2 separate regions of the Mus musculus genome follow, and region 1 is linked to region 2. Evidence: chromatin loops called from intact Hi-C (ENCODE). Cell type or tissue: left cerebral cortex. All regions are shown on one strand.

What was found. Hi-C counts contacts between places; a loop is a spot of excess contacts. Peaks named below come from ENCODE experiments on the same cell type or tissue, not always from the same donor. Only the 100,000 strongest peaks of a DNase experiment are listed, where the experiment ranks them.
Region 1: it touches region 2 in a loop (3-fold over the local background); 1 of 42 quality-filtered maps calls a loop at or near these places.

What each region holds. Positions count from the first base shown.
Region 1 is chr15:12,413,197-12,417,196 of GRCm38, forward strand. All of the region lies in intron 8 of Pdzd2 (PDZ domain containing 2), which reads right to left. Among named protein-coding and RNA genes, the nearest start is that of Gm52211, 77 kb to the right of the region's middle. In left cerebral cortex, no CTCF peak of the experiment used is centred here; DNase peaks (open chromatin) are centred at 1,706 and 2,587.
Region 2 is chr15:12,558,582-12,562,581 of GRCm38, forward strand. The region is part of intron 3 of Pdzd2 (PDZ domain containing 2); the gene reads right to left. Among named protein-coding and RNA genes, the nearest start is that of Gm52211, 69 kb to the left of the region's middle. In left cerebral cortex, no CTCF peak of the experiment used is centred here; a DNase peak (open chromatin) is centred at 2,029.

The DNA of each region.
Region 1 (4,000 bases), 150 kb before region 2:
CCCAGCCTACAAAATTGTACCAACCCATCCAGGATGGGTTATTCTACCTGAGTTAGGTATACTCAATAACACAATTCTCTCACAGGCATGCCCACAGGCCAACCTTATCTAGATGATCGCTCATTTAGAATCCCTCCAGCTGATTCCAGATCATGTCAAGTTGACAATTAAATCTAACTATCGTGGGTGGCCGTAATATTACTATGTGATATAATTAATGGGACCACACTTGTATATGGCTACCCACTGTGAACCAAAATGTAATTTTACAATCATGACTGCAGATCAACTTTCATTTTTATAACTGATGCTTTTGTAACCTATTTAAGAAACTTTTGCAATATATATGTATATATGTGTGTGTGTGCGCGCGCCCGCGCGCCTGTATTATGCATGTGTGTGTGTTTGTCTGTCTCTGTGTATGTGTATGGGGTGTTTGCAACCCAGGCACTCTACCACTGACCTATGCTCACAAATCTATAATGATTTAAAAACACCTAAGTTAGACTATGTACTATTGGAAATGATAGATCAATTACATACAAATAAAGCTAAAATCACTATTTCTATATTAAATACAACATATCACCTATGTGCTTGCTTATATGTCATATATAATTGACATATTACATATGTCAATTCTCTCTTTAAAGACTTATTTTGAATGGTGTGTACTTGGGTGTGTCTGTGTGTAGGTATTCACCAGTGGAGGTGCCTATAGAGACAGAGGTGTTAGATCCCTTGGAGCTGGAGTTATTGGAATTATGGACTTATGCAAATCTCCCTATGTGGGTTCTTGGAACTGAAATGAGGTCTTTTGTAAGAGCAGTATGTGCTATCAATCTCTCTGGTCGGTTCCATATACTGATTCCTCCCCCCCCCGCTTTGGTTTTTTTTGAGACAGGGTTTCTCTGTGTAGCCCTGGCTCTCCTGGAACTCACTTTGTAGACCAGGCTGACCTCGAATTCAGAAATCCGCCTGCCTCTGCCTCCCGAGTGCTGGGATTAAAGGCGTGCGCCACCACTGCCTGGCCATATACTTATTCTTTAGTGAATTGATTTCTCCTGAGCTGTGTAATGACTCATTTGATAGTGTCCAATTTCCATCTGGAAATTTCTCTAAAAATTTTCATGGAATAAGGAAAGGATAACAGTAGACTTTTAAAAGTCACATGCTGCTGAGTTTTTGAGCAATGATATGGTGCTGATGTAGTTAAGGGATGTCACTTAAGGCTCAGCTTTTCAAATGCTAAACATTCACTGTGTGAAAGTGGGCTTTTTCAAATGTCTGAAACCCCTTTGCAGCCAAGGAAAGCTTTGCATTTAAAAAGATCACAAACTTATGAGGTTAACACGGATAAGTCAAAAGTCCTGAAGTTAAAGGAGGTCCCTGCTGGCAAGAGGAGAGGCAGGCAGCGAGAAAAACCTGGGCTAGCATATTTGAAAAAACATTCTGTGAAATGAAAGATGTTGTTGCTTGAGTCCTTCTGGAGCCAGACTGGGCAAAGCCCTCATGGAAATGGCTGGAACAATAATTCATAACTTAGTAATTCATGGGCCAGATTAATCTTTCTTGGCACGCTTACTCATCTGAAAAAAGATTTACTAGAAGAAAATCCCTTCTGAGTTGACCGGGAGGCACCTGTCATCATCAGGAGAGAACCCACAGACGGTAGCACCCGCTGATAACACCCTAAGATGTGTGGATCCGCAGTGACTCATGCAAGAGGAACATGAAACAAACACCCAGATCTGGAAGGCAGACCCAAGAGGATCCCATGGAAGCCAAACCTCCCAGGCAGGGCTGGCAAAATGGCTCACTCACATTATTGTTCTTGCAGACGACCTGAGGCTGGGTTCCAGCACCTGCATTAAGCAGCTCCCAGCTTTCTGCAACTCCAGTTTCAGGAGGGCCCTTACCTCTCTCACCTCTCTAGGCAGATACACATGTATTCATATATTTTTTATTTTTATTTTAAATTTGGGCTAGAGAGATGGCTCAGCGGTTCTTCCAGAGGCCCTGAGTTCAATTCCCAGCAACCACATGGTGGCTCACAACCATCTGTAATGGGCATCCAATGCCCTCTTCTGGTGTGTCTGAAGACAGCTACAGAGTACTCATATAACAAACAAACAAACCCAGATAACCTGGGAGACCATAAGACAATGCCTTTAATCCCAGCACTTGGGGAGGCAAAGGCAAGCAGAACTCAAGAGTCCCGTGTACAGAGTGAACTCCAGGACAGCCGTGGCTACATAGAGAAACCCTGTCTCAAAAAACCCCAAACCACACAGACTCCTATAATGCAAAGGTCTTTAGAGTGAAGCAGTTCACAGCACTGTGAAAGCCCTGTTCTCCGAGTTTCTTTAACATGTCTCCAGGTTAAGCTGCCAGCCTCCTCTTCCTACCCCCTACCGCATGAATGCGTTCTATCCCGCTGGCTGCCAAGGACCTGTCCACCTCTGTACTCATTTCCAGAACTGAGAATATAAATATCACGGGTTTACCCAACTTTGTGCACACCACCATCACCTCCCACCTCAACAGCCTGCAGTCCTTCCCCTACGCACACTTGCCAAGTTTGGCTAGACCAGATCATTATTACCGTCAAAGATTAGCCTCTCAAATAAGAGAGGATTAAAAACAGTTGCCCAAAATATCTTTCATTCTCCCTGACTGCCTGGAAAAATCTCCCACTCTTCTCCTCCACGTCTAGACGACTGGTCTCCAGGCTTCTTTCTACCAGGGCTTCCTTTATCCTGCTGTTTCTGAATGCATCTACCGGCACACAGTCCAGAGACTTCCGGCTGCTCTGCTGCTTGAATGTGTATGTGCATCGTCTAAGCAGCCACCAAGCGTACGTGCGGGTTGCCTTCCCAGGAGACTGAGAGTTCTCACGAAGGCCTTCCTGTCTGAAGCCATTCAAACATCATTTTCCCCTCTTGAGAGGGCAAAGAGGATAGAAACATTAAGAATGAACATGAAAATCATGACCATAATATTAATGGCTTCAACAATACAAACAATGGGTGCTTCGGAGGGAAGGGCCCATGGCTGGCAGGCTTTGGAACAGCAGAGCTAAACACATTCTCCCATGAGTCTTCCAAAAGGCTGGGCTCATAGAGGACTCACATTTCCTGGAAGAACATGGGCACAGTGTGATCCTCCCTCACAGATGAAGAAGCTGAGGCCCATAGAAGACACTGGTCCCACATCCCTTGTCTCATGGATGGAGCTGGAAACTGAACCCAGTTCTGGCTGATACCTGTGCACGCTTCCTCCCCTACCCCATGTTTCCCTACCACAGGCTTGGATCGCTTGAGAAGGCGAGATCCCCTCGTGGCAAACAGTGGCCCAACCCTGCATTGGTTATCAGCTAAATGTGTTCCTGGTTCCAAATTGACAATATGGACACGGTTTGAAAAACCAGACATCTAGAAGGTCTCTGAGACACTTGCCCCACCCCCATCTGAATCCAGAACGCCTTCCACACGGGAAGTCGGTAGGAAGAACTGTCTGGAACGTAGGTCCTATTCCTGGCTCCTACCCAATGACCTTTGGGATTTCCTTAGCTGCTTGGACCTCATCTATAAAATAAGGAATGTGACAACAGAGGTTTCAAAGGTCCTTGCGTCTCTCCAGAACTTGGAGAGCCTCCCTGGGAACTGATTATACAGGGTCGATCAACTCTGGCAAGCTGACCACTGCCTCTTTTCTGCACACAGGTTTAAAGGGGCCTCTCTCAGAGCTCCTGGTGGGGTGCTGCTTGTCGCCCTGAGGTGAGAGCCTTCAGAGAGTCTCTGCAGGCCTCTCTCCCAGATGCTAGCCCTTTCTGGCAAAAGTCAGCCTCTACTGCTCATTTCAACACGATGCCGCCTAATCATTCCCATTGATCGATACAAAATAACTCATTTTTGCAAATGGAGCCTTAAGGTATTCCACTTCATGGACCCATGCTATTTATCTTCTCTGAGAATAAAGACAGAAGGCCAGGTGACAG
Region 2 (4,000 bases):
ATGACTACTGGTTGAATGAGTGTCAACCAATTTGGTCAATATTCATTTCTGAATTTACTGAGTGCCTATTATGAAAAAGGCACAGGGATAGGCATGTATTGTGGTTCATAACAGGCACTCAATAGATTCTGGAATGAATATTAACCCAAAATGGTTGACACTCACTTTTTCAACCAATACTCATCAGGCACTTGTATGCACCAGGCACAGAGATGGGTCCTGGGAAAACAACTACTAACTTCCCAACATTGACAATATTGACATTAAAAAGAACTATGGCAATGCTGGTAGGATTGCTCAGTGGGTAAAGATACCTACCCCCCCAGCCTGATGACCCGAGTTCAATCCCCAGGACCCATACAGTAGAGGGAGTGAACCCAGTCCCTCAAGTTATTCTCAGAACTCTACAGGCATTCTATAGCACAGGCATTTGGCACCCCCTTCTCCATCACACACAGAATAAATAAACATAAGTAGTTTCCTGCTAAACTCTATTTGTGTGTTTGTTTACTATTGAGACAGGTATCCCAGGCTAGCCCTAGACTTGCTACATAGCTCAGGATGACCTTGAACTCCTAATCCTCCTGCCTCCCCTTGCCATGTGATGTTATTATAGGCATGCATATCTGGTTTATACCATGCTAGGGATTGAACCTGGGAGTTTGTGCATGCTAAGCAAACACTCTATCAACCGAGCTTCATACATGCCCAGTCCTTATATTTTCTTCTTAATCATCCCTGAACCATGATTCTTGAAGTACAGACGAAGAAAGAAATCAAGCCACTTACACACCTCAATGTAAAAGAATCTCTGAAATTTTACTTTCAGAGTCTATTTAAACAGGCTTGCTGCTTACCGCCTAAGCAAAGGTTGCCTGTACATTCACCCCTGAGCCTGCTGATGGTCTGGAGTGTCCCCACACTCTTCATCTCAGGTGGAATTTACTTTAAAACATTTTGGGCCAGACCGATTTCAAGCAATGCCAACCACATCCTAAGCCCTTGAGGCGGTGAGCTAATGTTTGAAGGACACTTACAGGACTCAGCCCCCTCTGGCTGCCTCAAGCACTTGAAATATCATTATCCAAATCTGCGGCAGAAGGTTTCTGCAGTTACTAGAAGTCAGAAATCTTCTCTTCACCTGTCTAATTTGAGATTGTCAAGGGACTTGGTGAGAAAGGTCTGTAAACACCCCTAATGTTGTTAGCTGGGCTCTATGAGTCAATTTTACCAGCTCCTGCAAGCCAGCTTTAGTTCTATAGACAGACCAGTGTTCCCCCCCCCCTTTCCCACCCCCCAGTGATTCTGTCACTGGAGCTGATGACCAAGTCTGGTGAGTCTCCCTTCAGACCATTGCTGAGTGTTCTGCAGGGTGAACCTGATGAGAAGAAAGGTTCATTGGAGATGACTCCAGCCTAAGAGACGCAGATCCCAGGACGGGTTCTGCTCCTGCTTGCAGATACCCACTGCATCTGGCCAACATTCAGGATTGACTTTCAACACCGATTCACCACCTGGTACTGGGGTCCTAGGTCAGGGATGCACGGTTCTCAACCTCTCCTGGTAATTTCAAGCTATTAATGCTGAATAATGACTAGCTAATCGGCTCAGGTGGGTATGTGACAGGCATTGTCCTACCTTGGTGTCTTAGGAAAAACTCATTTATGTTTCAACACTCAACTCAGAGACTTGCTCCTACCCCCTGCACTGCAAACATTTTCTTGATAAACAATCCCCTGCCCAGGACCTTTAAGAGTTGCAGGTAAGCTGAGATCCTGGCAAGAGAGAGATCACATGTGGAGGTAGGACTCACGTCTTGCTTCGGTGGCCACAAGTGATGAACACTCAGTAAACAGTGTATACTGGATGGCAGAGCTCCCTGTGTACCAAAGTGATTTCTTTTCCTACTTCCCTGTCACGGGTCCCCTATGCCCAGCCAGCACACCTCTTCCCTATCTTCTCTGCCTAAACATTCTCTTTTCTCCGACTCCTTTCTTCATCGTATAAGGGACTTCCAGTTCCTCCCACATCAAGCCCGCCTTATGGTATCAGTAGCGCTTAAATACCATCCCCCCACTCCTTTCTCCCTCTATGGCTCAGCTTACTTCACTACTCCATCTTATCAAAACTTGAGATGAGTTCCAGCTTCCCGAATCCCCACCGACACCCCCTGGAACTTCTCCAGCAATTATTTTACTCGTGGGGAGTGTTTAACCACTCCAACCAGATGTCCTAAATCCATTTAATTATTTACTAAGTATACAATGAAAGGGTCCCCTGACTGAGAGAAATCTTCGTGAACTCTGACTAACCTGACAGAGTCTGTTTTGTTTGTTTGAGATGAGCTCTCGCTATGTTATCCTCACGTAATCTATTGTTGTTGTTGTTATTATCATCATCATTATTATCTCCCTTTTTCGAGACAGGATCTCACTATGTAGCGTGTGGCCTCCAAGTTGTGATCCGCCTCGCCCAGCCTCCCAAGTGCTAGGATTACAGATGTGAGCCATCACACCTGGCCTGATGCAAAATCTCACTCAAACTGCAGCCCACTAATAAGTGTTCCTAACGTCAGTTGGAGATGATCTGATTGTTCTCTTCAGAGACAGAACACCGGTGCAATGTGCAGCTCTGCCCCTGTGTCTGCCTCCCTAGCTTGAACCCCACACTTAAGCTCCCCTTGTGCTGGACCAAAACCAAAACAAAACAAAAAGTACGTTCCAGCCCACAGAGGTGTTTGGCTCTGCTTGGCCCCTGAGAATTGTCTCCGAACAGAGCATTGTCAGATGAACCCATTGCAGCTGCTGTGTGACCCTGCAGGCCTGGCCTGTGCCCAGTCTTTCCAGGTGGCTCTAATAGCGAGCACCACATCCCTGCAAAGGGTCTCCTAGAAACTCTTAAGTAGATCTAAAGTTACAGAGTATGCCAGAGGCTGTCCTATATCCCTACAGACATGGCTAGCATGTCTGGTGCCTGGGTTCGTTCATGTGCTGGCAGAGAAAATACAGGGACTCAGTTAAATTTAAATTACAGATGCAAATACATATATTTCTATTCCATCTCCTAAATATTACATACTAATTTTTTAATTATTGACTAATCTGGTAATATTAGTTTGTACCTGCTATTTGGCTTTTTATAAAAAGCTCTTTTACATTCAATAGGTGAGTAATTTAACACACACACACACACACACACACGTATAATGCCTTGTTAAAAATCAGAAGCCTTACCATCAAACAGACAGCATACACCAGCTGATATGAGGCCCTCAACACGCATACAGTAGAGGACTACTGGGTCTGTGTTCATTCAGAGATGATGCACCTAGCCCTCAAGAGACTGGAGGCCCTAGGGAGTTTAGAGGTCAGGTAGGGTGGGGAGGTGGGGGCACCGAAGTAGAGATGGGGTGGGGTGGGGAGGAGGTGTGGGATGTGGAGCAGTCGGAGGGTGGATGGGGAGGGGTGGAGAATGGAGTGTAGAAAAAAAATCAATTACAAATAAAATTAAATTAAAACAAATAAACAAACAAACAAACACCCAGAAGCTCAGTAGTTAAGAGCACTAACTGTTCTTCCAGAGGTCCTGAGTTGGATTCCCAGCAACCACATGGTGGCTCACAACTATCTGTAATGAGATCTGATGCCCTCTTCTAGTGTGTCTGAAGACAGCTACAGTGTACTCATATACATAAGATAAATAAATCTTAAAACAAACAAACAAAAAACCAGAGGCCTTGAAAATAGCCTTTGTGGTATCTTTCACTGATGTCTCCCTACAAGGAGAGGGTTAATCACTTTCTCTACAACTGAGTTGAAGCCCCTCACCTCTCCCTCGCCTTCCTCACTCAGTCTGTAATTCTCTCCCCTTGCCACTCCTTTTGCATCGTTAAGTTCAGCCTCAGTAACCCTTCTTCTCTTTCCAAGTAATTACCGTACGAACGTGAGTTTAACTTTGCCTTGCTCTCTTACACATCTCCTGGAACAAGTCACTGAGCCAC